Regions from separate parts of the Homo sapiens genome. Here region 1 is linked to region 2. The links are chromatin loops, found by intact Hi-C in ENCODE. Cell type or tissue: heart left ventricle. All regions are shown on one strand. Links, peaks and the distances in the headings refer to the core of each region. The heading gives the core; the rest is flanking DNA.

Evidence for each region. A loop is a pair of places that touch in the nucleus more often than their neighbours do. Peaks named below come from ENCODE experiments on the same cell type or tissue, not always from the same donor. Only the 100,000 strongest peaks of a DNase experiment are listed, where the experiment ranks them.
Region 1: a loop joins it to region 2, with 6 times the contacts of the local background. A loop is called at or near these places in 21 of 110 quality-filtered maps.

What each region holds. Positions count from the first base shown.
Region 1 is chr12:132,704,113-132,720,268 of GRCh38, reverse strand. PGAM5 (PGAM family member 5, mitochondrial serine/threonine protein phosphatase) reads right to left here and starts at 9,427. Exons shown (of 6, transcript NM_001170543.2): 1 at 9,202-9,427; 2 at 5,233-5,411; 3 at 2,705-2,830; 4 at 2,471-2,559; 5 at 2,149-2,282. The coding sequence starts at 9,392. LOC124903063 (a long non-coding RNA gene) reads left to right here and starts at 9,674. Exons shown (of 2, transcript XR_007063551.1): 1 at 9,674-9,775; 2 at 15,054-15,291. PXMP2 (peroxisomal membrane protein 2) reads right to left here. Exons shown (of 5, transcript NM_018663.3): 5 at 15,284-15,650. The coding sequence ends at 15,582. RefSeq lists silencers at 8,911-9,020, 9,231-9,690, 12,759-12,959 and enhancers at 9,861-9,910, 15,473-16,156. In heart left ventricle, for the core only: a CTCF peak has its summit at 9,570; DNase peaks (open chromatin) are centred at 8,922, 9,548 and 9,994; H3K4me3 peaks cover 2,770 bases; H3K27ac peaks cover 892 bases.
Region 2 is chr12:132,762,221-132,772,320 of GRCh38, reverse strand. GOLGA3 (golgin A3) reads left to right here. Exons shown (of 24, transcript NM_001389683.1): 24 at 1-3,407. Among named protein-coding and RNA genes, the nearest start is that of ANKLE2, 5.4 kb to the right of the region's middle. RefSeq lists enhancers at 320-519, 2,611-2,780, 4,249-4,298, 4,409-4,458, 9,821-9,920, a cis regulatory region at 2,695 and a silencer at 10,071-10,100. In heart left ventricle, for the core only: a CTCF peak has its summit at 3,753 (motif pointing left); DNase peaks (open chromatin) are centred at 3,720, 5,430 and 7,910; H3K4me3 peaks cover 647 bases; H3K27ac peaks cover 1,849 bases.

The sequences.
Region 1 (16,156 bases), core at 4,673-12,672, 57 kb after region 2:
GCCAGGCTGTGCCAGGGGGCTCTGTTCTACAAACAGAGGCTGAGCCCCTCAGAAGTCTCAGAGCAGCCTCAGGGCCGGGGTACACATCAGCCGAGCCGCTCCTGTCTTCAGTCGGGGCTTCTCGGGGAAGATCTGGCTGGGATCGACGTGAATCGATGACTGGGATCGACATGAATGGAGCCATCACACTTGGGGACCTGCCCTCTTTAGGACAGGGGCCCAACCCCAACTCAAGATTTGCACAGATCAGAACAACGCTGACTTCTTACGAGGAAACACAGTTTAATTTCTGCTTTTCCCATATAAAAGCAGGGAGCAGCCAGTTAGTGCAACAGGTCCCTTTCTGGGAAAGCAAAGAACGGAGATGGGATCTACCCGCCGTGGCATCTTCATGCACTTCTTAGGCACAATTCGCATTTGCGGAAAAGCTCGGAGTTGCCTTCATCGCCTCTGAGCCACCCACCGCCCTGTCTCAGTGGGCCGCATGGCCACCCTCACGCTGCTTCCCGAGCCTCCTCAGGGCTGCCTGGCGGCACCGGCCGGAACAGCACAGCCATATTCTCGTGTCCAGGTGCACGTGCCTGGCCCTCACCACTGTGTGGACTCAGGTCGGCTCCACTCTCCCGCCCCGGTTATTTCTGTGCATTTTTAGCATTTGTGTCACCTCGGGGTGACTGTGTCATGGACACACAAGGTGGTGGTGGCAGCATAGAAGCCACCCATATGGCTCATTCACAAGCACAGACAGGAGGCAACGAACGACTCACAGCAAACAGGTACTCACTTAGCCTGAGGCCACACCACCCGGAGGCTCCAACCCCCAGAAAAGCTCTATCTGGTCTGGAGCCAAGCTTGAGAATCTCGGCCCGTACATCCTCGACTTTCTGGGAGCTGCTGCTCTTGACCATGGTGCTCCCAGCAGCCCCAGCCCTGGTGACAGGCCCAGGTGACAGACGGGCAGAGACCAGGGCCCAGCCTCACACGGCATCACTGACCAGTGCCGTCCTGTCCTCCCACCACAGGACTCGTCACACTCAAGAGGGCCCCCTCAGCTGCGGAGCCCACACACACATTTCCTAATGGATCCAGAGAAGAGGCAAATTTGTTTCAAATTTGCATTTAGTGAGATTTGGCCAACCCTTCTGACTGTTTCAGGCATGTAACCGTAGAGCTGGCCCTGCCCCCCAAGGGGCCCTCTAACGTGGCTGCAGCCCTGGAGCTCCTTAAAGAAGTGGCTGATTGCAGGGTGGTGGCAGGGAAAACGCAACCTGAACCCGGATCATTCTGTGGTGCTGAGAGTGGGGCACCAGAGCAGGTTGAGGGACAAGGGCCCCCCGAGGGAGCAGCCCGAGCAGCAACGTGACTCAGCTGTGGCCTCGACCCAGAGGGGAGCGGACACCCCGAGCCGTCACGCTGGCACACGGGTGGGAGCGCCCACAGATCAGCAAGTGAAAGAGGTCAGGACCCCAGAAGCACAAAATCCCCAGCGGACAACAGCGGCGGGATGCTGCCAGTGGGATCCAGCCGGAGGCAGAAGGTGGTTGGTCGAGTTTGAGGGGAAACAGGACGTTCAATTACAAAGGGAAAACAACCAGGGCAGTGCGGACGCCCAGCATGCACCGTACCCAGGACCCCCCACCCAGCACGCACCCCACCCAGGACACCCCCACCCAGCACGCACCCCACCCAGGACCCCCCACCCAGCACGCACCCCACCCAGGACACCCCCACCCAGCACGCACCCCACCCAGGACACCCCCACCCAGCACGCACCCCACCCAGGACACCCCCACCCAGCACGCACCCCACCCAGGACCCCCCACCCAGCACACACCCCACCCAGGACACCCCCACCCAGCACGCACCCCACTCAGGACCCCCCACCCAGCACGCACCCCACCCAGGACACCACAGGGGTCCCTCCCTGTCTGCACCACCCTTGCCCAAAACAGCCTTATGAGAAGCTCCAAGTAACACGCCACCTACCGCGTAACTGACTAGGACTCGCGGGAAGTGGACGCCCGGGGGCTGGTGAGGCCTGACTAGGGTGGCATCGGCAGTGGAGGAGGGTCTCGCTCGGCTTCTTCCTCATGCTTTTCTCTAAGTCTGAAATTATTTTAGACCACGCCCAGCCCAGCAGCTGCCTACCTGCACACGATGTAGCGGATGACGTTGGCGTGACAGATGAAGATCTCGTAACTGTCCTCCTCCTGCCTGGCATCTGCGCGGTGGATGTAGTTCCGGAAGGCGGCCTCGATCCGGGCTCCGTCTTCGTAATACTGCTGGGGGCAGAGTGAGGAGCCGTCAGTGCGGAAGTGCTCGGGCAGGGCGGGTGTCAGGAGGACAGACCCCATCGCCGCCCGGGGAAGCCCGTGGGACGGCCGGGCACGTGGTGGATGGTGAGCCCAGCAGGGCCGCTTTGCCCAGGGAAGGCGAGGGTGACACAGCTGCCCCCCGGGGAGGTTTTTACCACAGCTTCCGGCTTCCAATGAGACACGGGCGGGTCTGGCTCGATGGGGGCGCCTTCCCGCAGCAGATCTGTGCTGACTTTGCAGACGCCTGCAGAGAAGCACAGCGAAGCGCTGGGTGAGGCGGCCCCGCCGGCGGAGATGCTGTGACCTCCCGGTGGCCAGGAGCTCAGGCCGGGGCCCTGCCACGAGCCGCCCACTGCTGCAAGCATGGAGGCCCCGCGCGCAGCACTCACCTGGCAGGTGCCGGCTGATGATATCGGTGGTCTCTATGGCGCGCGTCATAGACGAATGGACGATTTTATTAAACTTCAACCCCAAGCTTGCCAGGCGGAGCCCAGTGAGTTCAGCCTGCTCCCGACCTGGAAGGTGAAAGGCACCTGAGTGCCGCACCTGCACCCCCTCCTCCACCCTCAAACACCCCCTCCTCCGCCCGCAAACACGCCCTCCTCCACCCTCAAACACCCCCTCCTCCGCCCGCAAACACCCCCTCCTCCGCCCGCAAACACGACCCCTGATCAGGCAGCAAGCTCAGCAAGCTCAGCCGATGGCTCCTGCCCGCCCGAGGCTTGGGCCAGAGGGGCCGGCACTCAACTGTCTTCACCCCCATACAGGAAAAAACATGCATCTGATTCCACCAATGGAGCAGCAAGCAAACCGGATGGTGGCTGGCGCTTGGTGGGGCCCAGGGGTGGTTTCTGGGTCCCCCCTTGTCACCCTCACTCAACTGTGTCCAAAACCTGAGCCTCACAGGCCCCCAACCACGCGCCATGGCGGAGGCCAACACAGCGGGACCTAAACACCCCAAGCTGCTATGTGGGGGCCGGACACCAGTGCAGATGCCTTTTCTCTTGTGAGCTTTTGCATCCAGGTGAAAACGCCTCAGGAAGGCCGAAGCCACTGGATGCAGCCACACCTGCATCTGTCACTCCACTTTCTTTGTGCACAAGCAGCCAGGACAGCTCTGGGGACTGGGGGGCGGCGTCTGTGGAGGACAGCCCTGCACATTTTTACTATCTGAACTTTTAGTATGTGCATGAACAGGCACTATCCCATTCGAAGAACTTTTCAAAATGTAAACTCTACCTTAGCCCACCCTGCATTTCCTTCTCTAGGCAGGCATTTCTTCTACAGATCCACCTGCACAGGGACACAAGGACAAGGTGGAAGGACCCTCCTGGACGCTGTCTATGCAGCATCTGCCAGTGGGGACAGGCGGGATCCTGTTGCTCAGTCCCGCCTGTTCAACAGGGCATTAAGAGGCAGAGGCCAGGCCGGGCGCGGTGGCTCACACCTGTCACCCTAGCACTTTGGGAGGCCAAGGCGGGCGGATTACGAGGTCAGGAGTTTGAGACCAGCCTGGCCAATATGGTGAAACCCCATCTCTACTAAAAATACAAAAAAAAAAAAAAATTAGGCTGGGTGTGGTGGCTCACGCCTGTAATCCCAGTACTTTGGGAGGCCGAGGCGGGTGGATCACAAGGTCAGGAGATAGAGACCATCCTGGCTAACACGGTGAAACCCCGTCTCTACTAAAAATACAAAAAAATAGCTGGGAGTGGCAGCGTGTGCCTGTAGTCCCAGCTACTTGGGAGCCTGAGGCAGGAGAATTGCTTGAACCCAGGAGGCAAAGGTTGCAGCGGGCCAAGATCACGTCACTGCACTCCAGCCTGGGTAACAGAGCAGGACTATGTCTCAAAACAAACAAACAAGCAGACGCCAGGCATCAGGCCTGTGAGTGCCACAGGCCGCAGAGAAGCGTCTTTGGCAGCAGGTCCAGGTGAGCAGCCGAGGGCACAAGCCACGCCGCTTTCCAAGGCATCAAGCAGGTATAAAATCACTGCTGGGATATGCACTGCATTTGGTCTCATGCAAACAAGATCTGTCCAACATTTGCTAAAAGTTAAGGGCTTTTTTTTTTTGAGACGGAGTCTCACTCTGTTACCTAGGCTAGAGTGCAGTGGTGCAATCTTGGCTCACTGCAACCTCCACCTCCCAGGGTCAAGCAATTCTCCTGTCTCAGCCTCCTTAGTAGCTGGGATTACAGGTGCCTGCCACTGCACCCGGCTAATTTTTGTACTTTTAGTAGTGACGAGGTTTCGCCCTGTTGGCCAGGCTGGTCTCGAACTCCTGACCTCAGGTGATCCACCTGCCTCGGCCTCCCAAAGTGTTGGGATTACAGGCGTGAGCCACCGTGCCTGGCCAAGGTAAGGACATTTTTTTTTTTTTTGAGACGGAGTCTCGCTCTGTCGCCCAGGCTGGAGTGCAGTGGTGCGATCTCAGCTCACTGCAAGCTCCGCCTCCAGGGTTCACACCATTCTCCTGCCTCAGCTTCCCGAGTAGCTGGGACTACAGGCGCCCACCACTGCACCTGGCTAATTTTTGTACTTTTAGTAGAGACAGGGTTTTGCCGGGTTGGCCAGGCTGGTCTCGAATTCCTGACCTCAGGTAATCCACCTGCCTCGGCCTCCCAAAGTGCTGGGATTACAGGCGTGAGCCACCGCGCCCGGCCAAGGTAAGGACATTTTGAAAAGCTTGTCTTCTGTCCAAGTTCAGCTGACAGTTACTGGTAATAATGTGTGATTCAGGGGTGATGGTCTCGGACATGGGCCCCAGGAGGCCCAGTGCCCCAAGCACTTTCAAGAAAGCTGACCAAGGGGGTCGGCGGAGGACCTGCACCCAGTCACATAACCAAGGCGCCAGCAGATATGCACCTGGCCACATAACCACGAGGGTCCACAGAGGATCTGAACCCACCACATACCCAGCGGGGTCAGAGTGCGGTCCTTCTCCAGGGAGCCATCCACGTGGTACTGGGAATGCCTGATGAGGAAGATGTGCCGCGTGGCCTTGGCTTTGTAGTGGTCCAGCTTGGACGCCAGCTCTTCTTCCCCAGATTCCACGTTCCTCTTCCGCACGTTGATCAGAGACAGTGGTTCTCGCCTGATGTTGAAATACAAGATATGTCCTTGAGACCTCTGTTCCCAAGTTTGAGTTTTTCTGACAAGATGTTATTTCCAAATTGTCAGACTATTTGGGAAGAGCATGGAGAGAAGACAAGGCCCTTGGCACAGCCCTGGGGAGGCCTCTCTGAGCATACCGCCACTCTCCCTCCCACAAAGCTAGTGCCAGGTCTGTTCTGAGTGATGCGCTGGAGAGCAAAACAGACAAGCAAAGCCCTGTGCATCTTCTTCTCTAATGAGAGGCAGACAGTGAACAGCAGGAGACAGACTACCCCAAACGCAACTGTGGTTACGGAGAACGCCAGGCTAGGAAAGAGGACAGCGGCTATCGGGGCGCAGGCGGAAAGTGTCCACGGGGCCAAGATGGGCCTCCCTGACCATGATGCTTCAGCAGAGCCTAGAACTGCAATGCCCAACAGCAGCCACTAGCTATGAGGATGTTTCAATTCAAAATTTAAGCAAAATTAAATAAAATTAAAACATCATGTCCTCAGTCATACTAAGCACATTTTAGACCCTCAGGCCGGGTGCAGTGGCTCACACGTGTAATCCCAGCATTTGGGAGGCTGAGGTGGCCAGATCAACTGAGGTCAAGAGTTCGACACTAGCCTGGCCAACATGGTGAAATTGCACCTCTACTCAAAATACAAAAATTAGCCGGGCTTGGTGGCACACGCCTGTGATCCCAGCTACTTGGGAGGCTGAGGCAGGAGAATCGCTTGAACCTGGGAGGCGGAGGTTGCAGAGAGCCGAGATCGTGCCACTGCACTCCAGTCTGGGCGACAGAGTGAGACTCCGCCTCAGAAAATAAATAAATAAACAAACACTCAGTGAGGAAGAAAACATTCCCATTATGAAGGTCTGTTCCAGAGCTGCTGGAATCTGAAAAAGAGTGGATCCCAGCACTTTGGGAGGCCGAGGTGGGCAGATCACTGGAGCCCAGGAGTCCAAGACTAGCCTGGGCAACACAGGGGGACCCCGTCTCTACAAAAACATTAAAAAATTAGCCGGGCAAGGTGGTCCACAGCTGTAGTCCCGGCTACTCAGGAGGCTGAGGTGGGAGAATTGCTTGAGCCTAGGAGGGAGCCATGATCTTGCCACTGCACTGCACTGCACTCCAGCCTGGGCAACAGAGCGAGACCCTGTCTCAACAGCAACAAAAAAAGTTCAACGCGGCAGAGCTGGGAATAGCAAAAGTCGAACCTGCTGGTATTTACTCGCTGAGACAGTGGCGGAAAAGGAAGCTGTGGAAGGGCACGGTGGTGACTCAAGGGCTCCGTTTGGGCCACGCCGACCTGGGGGCCTGTCATAAACCAGGCCAAGACTCAAATTGGCAGGTATGGGGGAGTCAGGCTGAGCCAGAGAAAATATTTGGGAGCTATAGGCACAGAGACAGGAAGCCGTAAACTGCATGAGACCTCCAGGAAGAAGCTGGAGATTTCACCAGATGAGGCTCTGGAACTTTCAAGTGTGGACAGGTGAGACTCAAGAAGAAACATGCTGTCTTCTAGCACCTTCCTGTAGTTGCTCATGCCTTCTGTCTGTATAAGTCTTTCCCAACCCACAAGGCCCAATTCACTTCTCCCCAGACATGACAAGCAAATACAGAACACCTGCTTAAAAGAGAAAGGCTGGGCTCAGCTCCCGGTTCTACTTCAAGTTCTTTTTTTTCTTTTTTGAGACAGAGTTTCACTCTATCACCCAGGCTGGAGTGCAGTGGCACGATCTGGGCTCACTGCAGCCTCCACCTCCTGGGCTCAAGTGATTGTCCTGCCTCAGCCTCCCAAGTAGCTAGGACTACAGGTGCATGCCACCATGCCTGGCTAATTTTTTTGTATTTTTAGTAAATACAGAGTGTCACCGTGTTGGTCAGGCTGGTCTCGAACTCCTGACCTCAAGTGATCCGCCCACCTCAGCCTCTCAAAATGCTGGGATTACAGGTGTGAGCCACCGCACCCAGCCTACTTCAAGTTCTTTAACGGCAGAGTAAATCTGTTTCCTTAAAAAGACCTAAGAAATTCAGAATATTGATTCAGAATTTCTGATTTTTCAGAATTCTGATTTTTAAAAAAGAATATAACAGGCTGGGCATGGTGGCTCATGCCTGTAATCCCAGCACTTTGGGAGGCCGAGGTGGGAGGATCACCTAAGGTTGGGAGTTCAAGACCAGCCTGACCGACATGGAGAAACCCCGTCTCTACTAAAAATACAAAATTAGCTGGGCATAATGGCGCGTGCCTGTAATCCCAGCTACTCGGGAGGCTGAGGCAGGAGAATTGCTTGAACCCGGGAGGCGGAGGTTGCAGTGAGCCGAGATTGCACCATTGCACTCCAGCCTGGGCAACAAGAGCGAAACTCCGTCTCAAGGAAAAAGAAAAAAGAAAAGAAGGAAAAAGAATGTAACTCCAGTCTAATCATGAGAAAACCTTCAGAGAAGTCTCAATTGAGGGACCTTCTACCAAACCCCTGACCAGGACGCCTCAAACACTCATGATCATCAAAACAAGTCTGAGAAATTGTCACAGCCAAAACATGCCTACGGAGGCATGAAGACTACTTGTCATGTGGGACCCTAGAACAGAACAGCAGGTAAAAGCTGAGGAAATCTCAATGAAACATGAACCTTAGTTAACAGTAATGTATTATAAACTAATATAATAACTATAATTAATCTATATTATTTTGGCTCATTAATTTTGATATATACACCATGCTTAGTGTATGATGCTAATAATAGAGGAAATAAGGTTAACAAAAGATAAAAATCTAATATAAAGTACCTAACGCAACCACAGTAGTATAATTCTGTGCCCCCTTTCTCAAAGTACTGAGTATAATGAGGAGTTAGGACTGGGAAAACCATCCTTGCCGCTAGAGCAGTCCTGGCCGACAGAAACAGAATGCCAGCAACATGTGAAATTATACATTTTCTAATAGCAACATTAAAAAGAAACAGGTGAATTTCGATCATACTTTTAATTCAATATGCTAAAAATACTATTTCAACACATAACTAATGTTAAAAACCTGCACTACTTTTTTTTTTTTTCCTTTGAGACAGGCTCTGTTGCTCAGGCTGGAGTGAAGTGGCGGGATCTCGGCTCACACTGTGCAGCCTGGGACCCCTGGACTCAAGGGATCCTCCTACCTCAGCCTCCCGAGTAGCTGGGACCACAGGCGCGCGCCACCTCGCTCGGCCAATTTTTTTTGTATTTTTTGTAGAGATGGGGGTCTCACTATGTTGCCCAGGCTGGTTTCAAATTTCTCAAGCGATCCTCCGGCCTCAGCCTCCCAAACGCTGGGATTACAGGCCTGAGCTACCGCACCCGGCCCTGCTTGCGTTAAGTTTAAATTGACGTAAACTAAGCATTCCCTTCAGGAATCACACGAGCCATATTTCAAACGCTCAATAACCGCACGCAGCTCGCGGGCGCGCTCCTGCAAACGCCCCTGAAGGAGGCCCGGCTTCCACCTCAGCCTCGCCCCGGCCCGCGCTCCGGCGATGGCACCCAGGGCGGACTCGCAGGGGCGGGGAGAAGGGCGAGGACGCGACGGAGCTCGGCCACAGAAGCCGGCGGGAAGGGTCAGCCGCCCCCGGAACCCTCCGCGCAGAGCGGCCCCGGAAAGCGGCTCCTCCGCTGGGGAAAGCAGACGGCGACCCCAGATCCCGACCCGATCGCAACCTTAAACCTGGTCCCGATCTCGATCCCAACGGTAACACCTGCCCTGACCCCCATCCCGACCCCGGCCCCAAACAGCCCCGCGCGCACCTGTCCCAGTTGGGGTCCCAGACACCGGGGCCCGGCCGCGCGCCCCCCGCCCAGGCCGGCGGCTCAGCCGGGCGTGGCTCCGCGTCCCCGCCTGCGCGCGGCTTCCCTACCGCCACGGCCGAGAAGAGCACGGCGGCCGAGCCCCCGGCCAGCCCGCAGGCCGCCAGCTGCAGCGCCTGCCGGAACGCCATGCCGCTTGCTCCCGCGCCGGCCCGCGCAGGCGCCCACGGCCCCGACGGCGCTCCGCGAGGAACACGCTTCCCCCGGCTGCCGCTTCCGGGCGGCGGGGGCGGAAGTCCCGCCTCCTGGGGCGCGGCAGGACGCGGGGCAGCCTTGCGCGAAGGGGCGTTTTCGTGGAGCCACCTGCCGCGCCACGCTCCAGTCCCGTCACTTGTGCTCGCGAGCGCCGGTGCGCGCAGGTGCGGGCGGGGTTGTGGGGACGCCGGGAGGGCGGCGCGGTACTTTCCAGAAGGTTCCGCACCGGAAGCGCCTGCCGAGGCCGGAGGCTGGGTGCAGGGGCGGAGACGCGGAGAACTTGGGATCCTGGTTTAAGGGAGCTGGGAAGCTGCCGCAGGTTTGTTTAAACGATATTTTTTTGGTGGCGGAACACGAAGTAAAGTTTTCCGTCGGCGCAGTTCCTGCGTGTGCTGTTCAAGCGGCCTGAAGTGCGTTCAGGTTCGGCCGGGCTGTCCCTCCTCCTGGTCCCGACCCCTCAAACCCCGGGCCGAACACCGCCCTCTCCTGCGGGACAGTCTTTCTATGGCCGGCGCGTTTCGCCTAGCAGGGTCCTCAGAGGGACCGCGTTAGAGCCTGGGTTTCCTTCCAGGGGGACCAGCGCTCCCTGGGTGGACCGACCCCACCGCTTACCCATTGCTGGACGCCTGCGTGCACCGACCCCACCGCTTACCCATTGCTGGACGCTTGCCCTGTTGCCATCTCCTCGCTAGCGTGAACAGTGCTGCGTGCAGATCTCTCTTTCATTGATTGTTTTGCGTCTGTACCCAGAAGTGGGATTGCTGGACCATCTCTGCCCATTTTAAAATTGGGAAATGACATGATCTGATTTAAGCTATTTAAAAATCACTTGGGCCTGGGCTCGGTGGCTCACGCGTGTAATCACAACACTTTGGGAAGCCGAGACAGGCGGATCACCTGAGGTCAGAAGTTTGAGACCAGCCTGGCCAACATGGTGAAACCCGGTCTCTACTAAAAATACAAAAATTAGCCGGGCACGGTGGCTCCAGCCTGTAATACCAGCTACTCAGGAGGCTGAGGCAGGAGAGTTGCTTGAACCCAGGAAGCGGAGGTTGCAGTGAGCTGAGATTGCCTCACTGCACTCCAGCCTGGGCAACAGAGTGAAACAATGTCTCAAAAAAATAAAAATAAAAAAACTGAATGGTTCCACAGAAATACTGAGACTTCTGCTTAAACAGGCTTTCTTGAACCTGTACGCTTCCAGTTGGGTCTGCTGCTTCCAGGTCATTTACTAAAAATGATAGGAAGATTTAAAAAATAAAAATAAAAGGAAGGCCGGGCGTGGTGGCTCACGCCTGTAATCCCAGCACTTTGGGAGGCCTAGGTGAGCGGATCACGAGGTCAGGAGCTCGAGACCATCCTGGCTAACACGGTGAAAACCCGTCTCTACTAATAATACAAAAAAAAAAAAAAAAAATAGGGCATGGTGGCGGGTGCTTGTAGTCCCAGCTACTAGGGAGGCTGAGGCAGGAGAATGCCGTGAACCCGGGAGGCGGAGCTTGCAGTGAGCCGAGATCGCGCCACTGCACTCCAGACTGGGCGACAGAGCGAGACTCTGTCTCAAAAAAATAAAGGAAAATTGGGCCGGGCGCAGTGCCTCACGCCTGTAATCCCAGCACTTTGGGAGGCTGAGGTGGGCGGATCACGAGGTTAGGAGATCAAGACCAGCCTGACCAACATGGTGAAACCCCGTCTTTACTGAAATACAAAAAAGCCTGGCGTGGTGGTGCGCGCCTGTAGTCCCTGCTACTCGAGAGCCTAAGGCCGGATAATCGCTTGAACCTGGGAGGCAGAGGTTGCAGTGAGCCAGGATGGTGCCACTGCACTCCAGCCTGGGTGACAGAGACTCTGTCTCAAAAAAAAGAAAATCAGCCAGGCTCAGTGGCTCATGCCTGTAATCCCAGCACTTTGGGAGGCCGAGGCGGGCAGATCACCTGAGATCAGGAGTTTGAGACCAGCCTGGCCAACATGGTGAAACCCCATCTCTACTAAAAATACAAAAATTAGCTGGTACATACCTGTAATCCCAGCTACCCAGGAGGCTGAGGCAGGAGAATCGCTGGAATCCAGGAGGCAGAAGCTGCAGTGAGCTGAGATCACACTACTGCACTCCAGCCTGGGTGACAGAGCAAGACTCCATCTCAAAAAATAAAATAAAAAACAAGGGAAAATCCACAAGGACATAGTTGAATCCATAAGAAGAAATGACAGCAGATAAATCAGTTAACAAAAGTTCAAGAGCTGGAGATCAGATCTTTATCGACCTGAGAATATGGAACACCAGTGCCTATGTGGAAGGAAACCAGGAAGCAAGTTCATTTAATCCAGTGAGTCTGGAAGAGTCTGGGAGTTGGCAGCATTAGCCTCCTGTCTGAGAGCTGTGGGGCTGAAAGCAGGAGCATTTAGAGGAAAAGGTTGCCTTCCACATTTCGTTTCTCCCCCACATGTTCAGGGGAATAGCTCACTTTCATCACCGTGGAGCACTAGAGAAAGGCCATTCCAGGGGACTTGAACAGGAGGGTTCTGGATTTCAGGACACCAAGCATAGCTCAGATTGGGGATGCAGTAATAAAGATGGGATTATACAGAGTTCACATAAGGAAGAGTAGGACCTCTAACCCCTTTCCTCCAGATAGCCACAAGAATGTTGGCCACTAGGCTCATTCCCTGCTCAGCTACCACCACCATCCTTCCCCCAATGCCCTGACAAGAACTAAAGGATTCCTCTGTGTGGAAACTGACCAGCCCAGGAGAAAATATTTTTTTTTAATGTATTTTTTACGCCGGGCGCAGTGGCTCATGCTCGATAATCCCAGCACTTTGAGAGGCCGAGACAGGCGGATGGATCACTTGAGGTCAGGAGTTCGAGACCAGCCTGGCCAACATGGTGAAACCCCATCTCTACTAAAAATACAAAAAATTAGCAGGGCATAGTGGCACGCGCTGGTAATCCCAGCTACTCAGGAGGCTGAGCCAGGAGAATCACTTGGAAACGGGAGGCTGCAGTGAGCTGAGATCATGCCACCGCACTCCAGCCTGGGCAACAGAGTGAGACTCTGTCTCAAAAAAAAAAAAAAAAAAAAAGCCTGTTTTCTGATGACTGTTAAGTGTGTGAAACTAAAAACTCCTGGTCTCTGCTCTCCCCTGTGTGCCTGACAGCACTCCGTAAAGGTGTGTTCAGCGAACTGACCGGATGCGGGCTGTGGTAAGCCATATACATGATGTGAAATCTTCTCCAGCAAATTCTCTTGACCTTGCCGTGACACTCTGATGCCCTATGATGAGGTGGTGAAGATGGTGGCTCAAGACCTGGCTGACTGCCTCTGAATCAGGACTGTCTCTTGCTAGCTGAGGCATCTTGCATCCCCCACATGTGGAGTAGAGAAAACAATGGCACCTCCCTCAGGGCTGCTGCAGCTCTCAGAAGAGTTCCGGCACAAAGCAGCCCTAAGCGGTGTCAGTACTGTCATCTCTGGATTCTAATCTAGAATCTGTTCTGAGATCCAGGTTCTTAATCCTCCATCATGGCAGGGGGTGGGACTCACTGGGAAGTGGCAAGTTAGAGGGATAGTCAGAATTGTCACCTTCTGCATCAATTGCAGGAGCATCTGTTACTTTTGCAAATGCCCTAAACTTCCTTTGGGAACGACCCCACCTTAAATATTCTGAACTGAAAGAGCAGTTCTTTGAAAACCCAAGGCAAGCAGGACTTGAGCAGGCATTAGTGCCGCTGTCTTCACCGCCACATCCTTCACGGCATCCAGGAGCTGGAAACAGTCTAGCCACTGACGGACAGACGGACAGGCAAAATGCAGTCCACGCACACGGCAATGTTCAGCCTTTTAAGTTTTTAATTTTTATTTTATTATTTCTTAGTAGAGAGGGGGTTTCATCATGTTGGCCAGGCTGGTTTCAAACTCCTGACCTCAAGTAATCCGCCTGCCTCGGCCTCAAAAAGTGCTAGGATTACAGGCGTGAGCCGCTGCACCCAGCCCTATTTTTATTTTTTATTTTATTTATTTATTTTTTTGAGACAGAGTCTCACTCTGTTGCCCAGGCTGGGGTGCAGTGGCACGATCTTGGCTCACTGCAACCTCTGCCTTCCCAGTTCAAGTGATTTTCCTGCCTCAGCCTCCCAAGTAGCTGGGATTACAGGCATGCATCACCACACCCAGCTAATTTTTTTTTTTTTTTTTAAGACGGAGTCTTTCTCTGTCGCCAGGCTGGAATGCAGTGGAGCGATCTTGGCTCACTGCAACCTCTGCCTCCCAGGTTCAAGCGGTTCTCCTGCCTCAGCCTCCCGAGTAGCTGTGATTACAGGCACGTGCCACCACGCCCTGCTAATTTTTTTTTTTTTTTTTTTGAGACGGAGTCTCACTCTGTTGCCCAGCCTGGAGTGCAGTGGCACGATCTCGGCTCACTGCAAGCTCTGCCTCCCAGGTTCACGCCATTCTACCGCCTCAGCCTCCCAAGTAGCTGGGACTACAGGCGCCCGCCACCACGCCCGGCTAATTTTTTGTATTTTTTTTAGTAGAGACAGGGTTTCACCATGTTAGCCAGGATGGTCTCGATCTCCTGACCTCGTGATCCGCCCGCCTCGGCCTCCCAAAGTGCTGGGATTACAGGCATGAGCCACCGCGCCTTGCCCATGCCCTGCTAATTTTTATATTTTTAGTAGAGACAAGGTTTCACCAGGTTGGCCAGGATGGCCTCGATTTCTTGACCTCGTGATCCACCAGCCTTGGCCTCCCAAAGTGCTGGGATTACAGGCATGAGCCGCTCTGCCCAGCCGCTAATTTTTTATATTTTTGGTAGAGATAGGGTTTCACTATGTTGGCCAGGCTGGTCTTGAACTCCTGACCTCAAGTGATCCATCTGCCTCAAGTGATCCCAGCCTCCCAAAGTGCTGGGATTACAAGCGTGAGCCACCGAGCCTAGCCTATTTTTATTTTCTTTAAAGAATCTTAAGGACAATCAAAAGTCAGCCTTTATTAAAAGGAAAGAGGGCCGGGAATGTTGGCTCAAGCCTGTAATCCCAGCACCTCCGGAGGCCAAGGCAGGCAAATCATGAGGTCAGGTGTTCGAGACCAGCCTAGCCAACATGGCGAAACCCTTTCTCTACTAAAGATACAAAAAATTAGCCGGGCATGGTGGTGCACACCTGTAATCCCAGCTACTCGGGAGGCTGAGGCAGGAGAAATCTCTTGAACCCAGGAGGCAGAGGTTGCAGTGAGCTGAGATCACGCCATTGCACTCCAGCCTGGGCAACGGGGCAAGACTCTGTCTCAAAAAAAAAAAAAAAAAAAAAAAAGAGCCCAGTGCAGTTGCTCCCACCTGTAATCCCAGGAGTTCAAAGACCAGCCTGGGCAACACAGGAAGACCCCATCTCTACAAAAAAAAGAAAACAATTAGCCAGGTATGGCTGGGTGGGAACTTATAATCCTAGCTACTTGGGAGACTGTGGCAGGAAGATATCCCAGGAGTGTATGTGTGTGTGTGTGTGTGTGTGTATATATAGACACATATATACATATATATGTGTGTGTGTGTGTGTGTGTGTGTGTGTATATATATGTATTTCTTTTTTTTTCTTGTAGAAATGAGGTCTCGCTGTGTTGCCCAGGCTGGTCTCAAATTCCTGGCCTCAAGCAATCTTCCTGCCTCGGCCTCCCAAAGTACTGGGATGACAGGCATGAGCCACCACGACCAGATGCATGGTAAATTTTGTGTTTTATGTATCGTACCACACACACGAAAATTTAAAAAACATCTGGCTATGCATGTCTTTCAAAGCAACAGCAATTGTTCTGAGAGATTAAAGTCACCATTGAAGAACCTGCATTATCGTTTATTGTGATCCTAATTCGGTCCACAGTAACAATTGAAACTGCCTCGACTAAATTTTAAGTTTCTGGGGCAGCACCACCTGAAGGCAGCGACTGCCTTTTTAAAAGACAGGGTTCTGACATTCAGAGATTTCTGTTTCTCTATCCATCATTTTTGGGCATCTTGAATCACCTGATTTAGAGTCAGTGACATCCTGACTGGATTGGTTCTGCTCTCGCTGGGCGGGTGAGACCCCCAGACCCACGTCCACAGTGCACCTGATGTTCTCCCAGCGGTCGTCACTTCCCCAAGGAGGCCAGGTAGGCATACCAGAACAGAGCTGCCAGGTTGGCGAAGAGCACCCGGAACTGCCGAAAAGAACAGTCCAACAGGCCACGGTCAGCGGGAGGCCGTGGCCAGTTATCCAGCCTCAGTCACCCAGTTCATTTGTTTACCCGTTTGTTGGTCAGCTGGTCCAACCACCCATCCATTACTGCATTTACTGAGCCTTTGTTCGTACCAAACGCTGTGCTAGGCCCCTAGCAGAGAGGAGTGGAGAAGAAAAACGGTCCCCTAGTTACAGTGTTCACAGGCTACAGCGGCCCAGGAATCCCAAAGCCAAGTCACTCTCCTTTTGCCCCCTTCACCGCACACCTTAGCTCCTGGTTCAGCCTCTCTCACTCCAGGACCAGCCATCATGCAGGTGGCTGCACCCTCCTCAGGGGACACAGCTGACGAACAGCGGAGGGGCCCCAGACCTTCCCTCCTCTAACCCATCACCATCCCACTGCCCTGCTTTGGTGACTCAGCAGCTTCACCCTTCCCCAGAATCCTCTGGCCCAGTGCTGAGTCTCTCCCTGGCACGTGGTGCTAT
Region 2 (10,100 bases), core at 1-8,000:
CTGCCCATCTCAGCCTCCCAAAGTGCTGGGATTACAGGCGTGAGCCCCTGCGCCCGGCCTGTCACCCAGTCTTTAAGAAGCATATGCTCATGTTATTGAAGAAGAACCTACTTATTATTGATTGCCTTTTGAAAATTTGTTGGGAATAATTTACCTGCAGGATTTAGGGATAGTCAGAAAATTCTAAGAAATATAATTATTTTATTTACCTTCTAAAGCCAAATATTCTTACACAGAAAGGTCCTCTGTTGTTCTGGTTTTACTTTGTTGCTGAGGATCTTTCCTTCCTGCTGGTCTCTTCCTCTCAGGCCACTGGCCCTGTGTGATTCCACCGTGGCTGGCCACTGGGAAGGGGCAGCTTGGACCCTTGGTCAGGCCTGACGGCCATCAGGAGGCACAAGGACACTGAGGCCCCATATCTGATCTGACCTTTGGGGGGGCACAGGGAGAGGCCGGTGGAGGAGGAGGAGGAGAGCAGACCAGGGGCTCCCTGCAGCGACTCCCGCGGTTTCCCCTGGAGTCAGCCAGGTGTAGGTCGCAGGCGGTAACAAACCTCACACTCCTGTTCCCCAAGTGAAAATCTTTACCATTGTCTGTGGGAGCGCCTGTACTCGTGTGTAGGAGCACCTGTACTTCTGCAGTCATCGAGAAGTCCTGGATCTTTTGTGGTTACACCAGCATCATGTGGCAAGCAGAGGCGACTTCCGGAAGAGACAGGCAGGCACCGTGAGGAAGGTGGCTGTGCTCTCCCAGGTGTCTCAGAGACAGATGCCTTATTTAAAATCAGCACGACATGTGTGAGATCTTCTGTTTCCTACCCCAAATCCTGAAACCCTGCAGACACTGGCTGACTGGGAGAGGTGGGGTCTGTAAGTTGTCCCCTAGTTTGCTAAGAAAATCTAAAATAATATTTATTATATGAGTTAGGAGAGAGAGAATGGGTCCGCGTGGCCTCCTCTGCAGATGTACTGGTCTGAAATGAGGTTCTGAGTCACTGGCCAGGCCAGATGTGCTCATGTCGGTGTCTGGTGTCTGTTTTGTGGAGAAAACAGTATGGTGTGTTTTAAGCTATTTGTGTTCTGTTGTAATATACTTTTAGAAGGTTAATTGGTAAGGTTAAGGTAGCATTAACCACAAAGATGTTTGGTATTTAAAAAATATTCTCTAGCAAATATTGGAATTTCCAAAATATATCATTTGTACAGGGTTAATTTTGAAATAATACTTGAAAATTTCATTATAAATATATCCTACTTTTTATCTTAAGTTGAAGATGTTATTTACTAAATTGTTCTTGTACCATTAGAAAAAAAAATACGGCAATTTACGTTCTTATTTATTTTGGCTGTACTACCCCTTTGTTTTAATTTTAAAATCAAGAAATCGGGCCGGGCGCGGTGGCTCATGCCTGTAATCCCAGCACTTTGGGAGGCCGAGGCGGGTGGATCACCTGAGGTCAAGAGGTCCAGACCATCCTGGCCAACATGGCAAAACCCCGTCTTTACTAAACATACAAAAATTAGCCGGGTGTCGTAGTGCGCACCTATAATCCCAGCTACTTGGGAGGCTGAGGCAGGAGAATCACTTGAACCCAGGAGGCGGAGCTTGCAGTGAGCCGAGATCGCGCCACTGCCCTCCAGCCTGGGCAACAGAGCGAGACTCCGTCTCAAAAATAAATAAATGATTTTAAAAAATCTAAAATCGAGAAATCACACATTCAGTGGGGAGCGACTTCTCCTTGCTTATGGGAAGTCCTCAAGTGAGTGATGTTCACCATGTATTTTTTTTTCTCTTAGGACAGACTAATTCTGAAAATACCGAAGGAAAAGTAGCTCTATGTTCTCACCCCGGTTTTCCTGCGTGTGTGCCCTTGGGTGCGATGCCTCCCCCAGCGCTCTGTGGTCGCCGGTGCCAGGGCCCCCTCTGGTTTGGCAGGGCCTGGCTGCCTTTGCTCCCTGCAGTGAGTCTTTTGGTGTTTTCATGCACGGCTTGTGCTTCTGGATCTGAGGCCTCTCGTGTTCACGCGGACACTTCCTTCCTTAAGAAGACGCCTAAAAGAGGAAGTTGGAATTTTTTTTTTTTTTTTTTGAGACAGAGTCTCGCTCTGTCGCCCAGGCTGGAGTGCAGTGGCGTGATCTCTGCTCACTGCAAGCTCCGCCATCTGGGTTCAAGCGATTCTCCTGCCTCATTCTCCCCAGTAGCTGGGATTACAGGTGCCCGCCACCACACCAGCCTAATTTTTGTATTTTTAGAGGGGTGGAGTTCCACCATGTTGGCCAGGCTGGTCTTGAACTCTTGACCTCAGGTGATCCTGAGCCTCAGCCTCCCAAAGTGCTGGAATTATAGGCGTGAACCACCGCCCCCGGCTGCAGTTGGATTTTTAAATTGCTTTTTTTTATTGTTGAGGTTTTTTTATCTCCAAGGGACTCTCCCGGCACTTCTACCTTCCAGAGTTACTTCAGTGCATAAAGTTTGAATTATTTTGTTCTTGTGGGCAGAAGTGGGAATGATGGAATATCCTCACGGAAAAGGCAGTGAAGTTGGGAGTACTGCTTACAAAACAGGGTCACCAGTGCATTATGTGGCGTGTTCATCCCCACGCCGTGTGTCACGGGCTAGGGCGGCGTGTTCATCCCCACACCGTGTGTCACAACAGGCTAGGGCACTTCACGATGTCACTACTTGTTTTTCTGATGTTCCAAAAACAACGTAACTTGGTTTTCATGTGTTTTTCCGTGGTATATGTGAGATTGATGCTACGGGTCTTACGGACTCACACCCGTTCCCACTCTCTGCAATATGGATCAGGCAGTGTTTCTGATAGGATGTGAAATGGACTCTCCTCGGGTGGGTCCAGCAGGGGCCCTGCCCACCAGAACACAGTCCGTGCTGTGCTGCGCTAAGGAGCTGGCCCTCAACTCTCCTTGGTGCAGGGTTCCCACAACCGAGTTCTAGTTCCCTGAGGTCTTTAAAAACAAAAACAGAATGTTGTACGTGAAGATTCTAGGAGGGGAGGGACCAGCAAATCTGAGAGAACCGTCCTGGGGCCTCCCTTCGAGGAGCCCTCTGATGTGAGGAGGGACTTGAGTTGAGTGACGCTGTGGTGTGAGGTGTTCTGAGCTCACTGACCGGAAGGTCCAGGTGAATCTCGTCATAAGTGATCTCAGGCTCTCACAGGATCCGGAGGGAAATGTGTTAGAGGGTCTGGAAAATTCAGTGCTTTTGAGTTACTTGTTTTTATTAAAAATTTCCTCACAAAAGAGAGTCCTCAAGTTGTGGCTGTTCTTGGGAAAGGGGTCACCGTGTCTGACAAAGTGTAACTTTAAAAAGCACGTTGATTTTTTACAAATGTAAGTGTGCTTGGGAATTCCTTAAATTTTGTGCAATAAACTATTTTTTGGTAAAGATTTTCATATTCATTGGAAGCTTCATTTTAATAGTTATATTTTGTCGTTTGGCAGTAACTTTTTAATCTCATGTTATTACACACTCTGTTCAACACGTGCTTTAAAAGAGAATTCTACTGTCCTGCCGGTTTCTGGCAGGAGTGAAGCAAACTTCTGTGGCTTGTGACCACGGCAGACGCGCGGCACCGCCTCCTCCGTCCTTGGCCCACGCTTCGCTTTGCCCGTTGTCATTTGCCAGGAATACAGAAGGAGGGGGAGCAAGCTTCCCGGTGAACCGGGGAAGGATGGTGACCGCTCTGTGCTGCGCCTCCTGAACTGGGTCTCATCATCCAGGTGCTGCCCTCTGCTGGGCCTCCCCGGTGACAGTGGAGTCATGACTCTCAGACCTCAGCAATGTGACTTCCCAGATTCTCGTCTTTTTCATCCATACTTTGATTTTGGTCATTAAGAGTTAACCAGGCGTAAGCTGGGTGTGGTGGCTCACGCCTGTAATCCCAGCACTTTGGGAGGCTGGGAGGGGGTGGTCACCTGAGGTCAGGGGTTCAAGACCAGCCCGGCCAACATGGTGAAACTCCACCTCTACTAAACAAAAAATTAGCCAGGGCGTGGTGGCGGGCGCCTGTAATCCCCACTTGTCAGGAGGCTGAGGCAGAAGAATCGCTTGATCGGGCAGAGGTTGCAGTGAGCCGAGATCACACCACTGCACTCCAGCCTGGGTGACAGAGCATGACTCCGTCTAAAAAAAAAAAGAGTTAACCAGGTACAGAGTTTTCAGTTAGACGTTATTAGAGGCCACCATGGTTTAAAAAGTACAGAAAAGGGGCAGGAAGTGGTGGTCGCTGGGCTTGGCCCTGTGGGATTAATGCACTTCTTCCTGTGAGCGTTACCAGCTTCTGTACCCAGAGAATTGCTACACAGAGTAAAAATTCCCTGACCACCTTCTGTGGCCTTAACTTTCTGAAATATTAAGGATATAATTTTTTTTGGTCTATAGAACCCTTAAGGGGACATGTATGTATCTGAACTTTTTCCTTTTCTCCATGGAGTTGCTACGTGTTTGCAGGCACTGCACTGACAGGTATATTTTAAGCTGTGTCTGTCTCAGCAGCTCGAAGCTCCACGCTGCGTCCTGCTACAGAGCTCAGCAGTGGGTGTCAGGAGTGGTTTTGGCAGAGATGAATGGGTCACTTCTTCCTGGCTTAGAGTGGCGGCAGGTACTGTCAGGAATTTGGGTTGAGTGTAGGACAGAGGACGTATCGCTGATGGGAGGCTCAGGATTTTTTTTTTTTTTTTTTTTTGGAGACGGAGTCTCACTCTGTGGCCCAGGCTGGTGTGCGGCGGCGCGATCTCGGCTCACTGCAAGCTACGCCTCCCAGGTTCACGCCATTCTCCTGCCTCAGCCTCCTGAGTAGCTGGGACTACAGGCTCCCGCCACCACGCCCGGCTAATTTCTTTTTGTATTTTAGTAGAGACGGGGTTTCACCGTGTCGGCCCGGATGGTCTCGATCTCCTGACCTCATGATCCGCCCGCCTCGGCCTCCCAAAGTGCTGGGATTACAGGCATGAAGGAGACTCAGGATTTAAAAATTACCAGGTCACTCAGAAATCTGAGACCTCGGGTAGTATTAGGAAGCAGGCCAGGCACAGTGGCTCATGCCTGTAATCCCAGCGCTTTGGGAGGCTGAGGCGGGTGAATCACTCAAGATCAGGAATTTGAAACCCGCCTGGCTAACATGGTGAAACCCCATCTCTACTAAAAATACAAAAATTAGCCGGGCGTGGTGATGGGCGCCTGTAATCCCAGCTACTCAGGAAGCTGAGGCAGGAGAATTGTTGAAGCCGGGAGGTGGAGGCTGCAGTGAGTGGAGTTCGTGCCGTTGCACTCCAGCCTGGGCAACAAAGTTGAGACTCGAGATAAAAAAAAAAAGCAGGAAGCAGATAATGGGGGAAACTAAGACGACTGCACTTCCGCCGTCTAGCTTGATGGATAAACATGACAGTTGCTGGCAGCGTCCCCAAGCCTTTCCCAGATGACGAGAGCAAGTCCCAGCACTTGGTGGCGTCTACAGTCGGGAGCATTTGTTGGAACTTGGCGGCCTCTACACAAGCTTCCGTCTGAGGGGGAATGTTGCAGGTTGCGATAAAGAGCATACTTGGGCAGTGGCCTTTCTCCTGGACACAGGGCAATGTTAAACTGCTGCTGGGCCGCCTCTGCCCATGTTTGCAACGCCCTCTGCTCGCCTGTGTGTGGGGGCGTCCTACAGCCCTCCTCCTGGCAGTGCCCTCTTCACCTCTGTGTGGGGGTGTCCTACAGCCCTCCCCCTGGCAGTGCCCTCTTCACCTGTGTGTGGGGGCGTCCTACACCCTTCCCCCGGCTCCACCACTGGCTGCCGGTGACCTTCACAGTGTCCACATCTCTAAGTTCTGACTCCATCTGAAGTGAGGGCTGAAGGTGGCGGAACCTCTGGGAGGCGTGAAAGCCGACTGTGGGCGCCCAAGGCAGCTGAGGGCTGGCGATGCCCTCGTTACTGATGAGGTGGGAACCTCTAGCCCCAAAGGCAGCATGTCCTGGTGGCACCTGGGGAGGCAGCTCTGGGAGCACCACCAGGACACCCATCTCCGCGGCCATCGGCTCAGGGATTTGCGGGAGATTGCTGGGCTTTTCTACACATCGTCGGGGTTGGATTTCACCTTCACATGAAATAGATATATTTTGAGACGGAGTTTCACTCTTGTTGCCCAGGCTGGAGTGCAGTGTCTCGATCTCAGCTCACTGCAACCTCTGCCTGCCAGGTTCAAGTGACTCTCCTGCCTCAGCCTCCAGAGTAGCTGGGCTTACAGGCTCCCGCCACCACGCCCGGCTAATTTTTGTATTTTCAGTAGAGATGGGGTTTCACCATTTTGTTCAGGCTGGTCTTGAACCCCTGACCTCAGGTGATTCACCTGCCTCTGCCTCCCAAAGTGCTAGGATTACAGGCATGAGCCACCGCGCCCGGCCCACAGTGAAATATTTTTGAGTGTCATGTCTAAATGCCCTGAAACCCAGAGAAGGACAATCTTGTCTCTGCTCGCGGAGCCTCCCACAGCACTTCAATTGTTGCAAGATTTCCTTCTGAGCGTTAAACGTGCATTTCTGGAGACTGGATAGATACGTCAAGTGTATCTTCCCAATGCTTTCAAAAATGCCCCCATCTTCACCCAGAAAACAGACCCCCCCCCCCCGCCACCTGCCTGTCCCTGCAGCTGGGCGTCTGATGGTCACGGCCGTAGCTCCCCTGAAACCCCTCATTCCCCTGCATCAGCCCAGGTCCCACCAGGTTCTGGAGCCTGTACGTTTCCACTCAGGGCCGTTATCTCCACCTGAGGGCCTCTGGCGTCCTGCGGTTGCCGTCCCTGCCCCTGCATTTCCTCTGCTGAACCACTTGGCCTGGGCTGTTTTCCTGACTAGACCCTACTGTATGTAACATACGGCTGGGTTTCTACAAGTGCTAAATAGCCATTGATAACAAACTTAATAGACACACGGCCTTTAAGGAAATCCAATTAATATTGAAAAAGAAGGGGAAGAAAAGAAATTAGCTACTCCCTGCTCATCTAGGGCTTTTCCCAGCACGTTGGGAGTAAATCCTCGAGCTGTGAGACTTCAGCTTCCGCTCAGTCCCTGGGGCTCACATGGCCCCTTTGTGATCTCGGATCAGAAATGAAGTAGAAGTTAAATTACAACTAGGAATAAAATCAGGGCTGGGCGCAGTGGCTCACGACTGTAATCCCAGCACTTTGGGAGGCCGAGGTGGGCGGATCATGAGGTCAGGAGATCAAGACCATCCTGGCTAACGCGGTGAAACCCCGTCTCTACTAAAAATACAAAAAATTAGCCGGGCGTGGTGGCGGGCGCCTGTAGTCCCAGCTACTGGGGAGGCTGAGGCAGGAGAATGGCGTGAACCCGGAAGGCGGAGCTTGCAGTGAGCCGAGATCGCGCCACTGCACTCCAGCCTGGGCGACATAGCAAGACTCCGTCTCAAAAAAAAAAAAATTCAGAACGGCTCTCAGAAGAGGCCATTGATTCTAATAAGCTTCATTTTGTTCATTCACCGGAAATCTACTTCTACCTGCAGGAGTTTACGTCTCAAAGTTTTTCATTTCTACCTAAACAGTAGCTAATATAGGGTTGGCTTCTGAACAGTGGAGTTGTTCTCCATGTTTTCCTGTGATTGTTCCTTTCTCATTTAACTGGGAGTGGATGCATTACATGGGGGTGAGGGCATGGCCCTATCAGGACCCTGGCTGCTTACCTGGATTCCACAGAAGTCCTGGTGTCAAGGCTGGTGGAGCTGCTGCACCAGAGACCCTCAAGCATGAAAACAGGATTGACCAGGACAGCCTCACGGTGCCGAGAACGAAAGTGCCTTCCCTCTCCGCTAATCCACAGCGTCCACCTGCCCGAGAACAGCTCTCCCAGTCCCACCTTCCGTCCCGCTCTGAGGTGAGCGGGGAGAGAAAAGACAGGAATGCGCATTGTGGGCGCTTGGGCTCCGTGGCCGCGTCCATCACCGTCCGTCCACTCTCCGCTGCCTTTGCTTAGTCATGTGGTCGCTGGATGTGTTCAGGAGACGGCAGCGTCTCCACAGCCCACTGAGAGCTTCTGTAACTAAGAAAAAGCTCTTAATAACTTAATGGAGAGTGGACGCTGGGTGTCAACAGCTGACTACAGCTGACCATTTAACAAATCGGCTCTAAAGCCCTTCATGTATGGAGGCTCCGTAACGAGGACTTACATAATTACCTTTTTATGTATGTATGTACGTACTTGTTTATTTATTTATTTTTGAGACAGGGTCTCTCTCTCCCAGGCTGGAGGGCAATGGCGCAATCTTCGCTCACTGCAGCCTTGACCTCCCAGGCTCAAGTAATCCTCCCTCCTCAAGGCGTGTGCCACCACGTTCAGCTAATTTTTTAAATTTTTAGCACAGACAGCGTCTCGCCATATTGCTCAGGCTGGTCTCCACCTCCTGGGCTCAAGCGATCCTCCTGTCTCGACCTCCCAAAGTGCTGGGATTACAGGTGTGAGCCACCGTGCCCAGCCTTCTTGGGCCTCTTCTAAGGGAAGTATATAAGGCTCTGTCCCATGACCTATCACCTCCCACAAGCCCCACATCCTAATACCATCACCTTGGGGGTTAGGGTTTCTTTTTTTTTTTGAGACAGAGTCTCGCTCTGTCACCCAGGCTGGAGTGCAGTGGCGCGATCTTGGCTCACTGCAAGCTCCGCCTCCCGGGTTCACACCATTCTCTTGCCTCAGCCTCCCGAGTAGCTGGGACTACAGGTGCCTTCCAGCATGCCCGGCTAATTTTTTGTATTTTTTAGTAGAGACTGGGTTTCACCGTGTTAGCCAGGATGGTCTCGATCTCCTGACCTCGTGATCTGCCCGCCTCGGCCTCCCAAAGTGCTGGGATTACAGGCGTGAGCCACCACGCCCGGCCAAGGGGGGTTAGGGTTTCAACATACGAACGCTGGGGACAGACACTCAGAATACAGCAGAGGTGTACGTTTAACTTTGAAAGAAACTGCCTCACTATTTTCCAAGGTGGTTAACTCAGTGTTTGCTCTTGCCAGCAAAATTTGATATTGCCAATTTTTAAATTTTAGCCATTCTGGTGGATTTCAAGCAGCATCTCATCGTGGTTTGAATTTCCATTTCATCCATCTTCAAAATTACTGACCCTTTCTTCTGTAGTGCCCAACCAACCATTAGTACCATCCAATGATATTTTTTAAGAGATGGGGTCTTGCTATGTTGGTCAGGCTGGCGTGCAGTGGCTATTCACAGGCGAGATCACGCTCATGGCAGCCTCGAACTCCCGGACTGAAACTACCATCACCCCTCACGCTCCAGAGTTGCTGAGACTACAGACCTGAGCCACCTCGCTCAGATCAATTATGTTTTTAACCAAGGATATCAATTATATTTTTCAGGTCTTTCATTTTCATTTAATAATATCTAAATTAGGCGGGGCGCGGTGGCTCACGCCTGTAATCCCAGCACTTTGGGAGGCCGAGGCTGGTGGATCACTTGACATCAAGAATTCGAGACCAGTCTGGCCAACATGAGGAAACCCCGTCTCTACTAAACATGCAAAAATTAGCCAGGCGTGGTGGTGGGCACCTGTAATCCCAGCTACTTGGGAGGCTGAGGCAGGAGAATCGCTTGAGCCCAGGAGGCGGAGGCTGCAGTGAGCCGAGATCGCGCCACTGCACTTCAGCCTGGGCGACAGAGCAAGACACCGCATCAAAAAATAAATAAAACATCTAAATTACATACAGTAAAATCCTCCTTCCCTTTTTCGAGACAGGGTCTCACTATTAGGTTGGTGCAAAAGTAATTGCGGCTTTTACCATGACTTTCAAAATATTTGCCCGGGCTGGTCTCGAGCTCCCGGGCCGTGGGGATCCTCCCGCCTCGCCTCCCAAGGCGCTGGGACTCCGGACGCAGCCGCCGCGCCCGGCAAAATCCGCGCTTTCAACTGCGCGTCAGGGCCCCTTGGTGAAGGAGCGGGAAGCTCCGCCGGTCTCCATAGCGCCGGCGGCCTGTTCTGCGGGTTCGCGGGGGAGTGAGAGGCGCTTCCTCACTCCTGCTCCAGGACGGGACGACGGCCGCAAACAGTACTCGGGCTCGGAGCACACGAACCCGGAGGC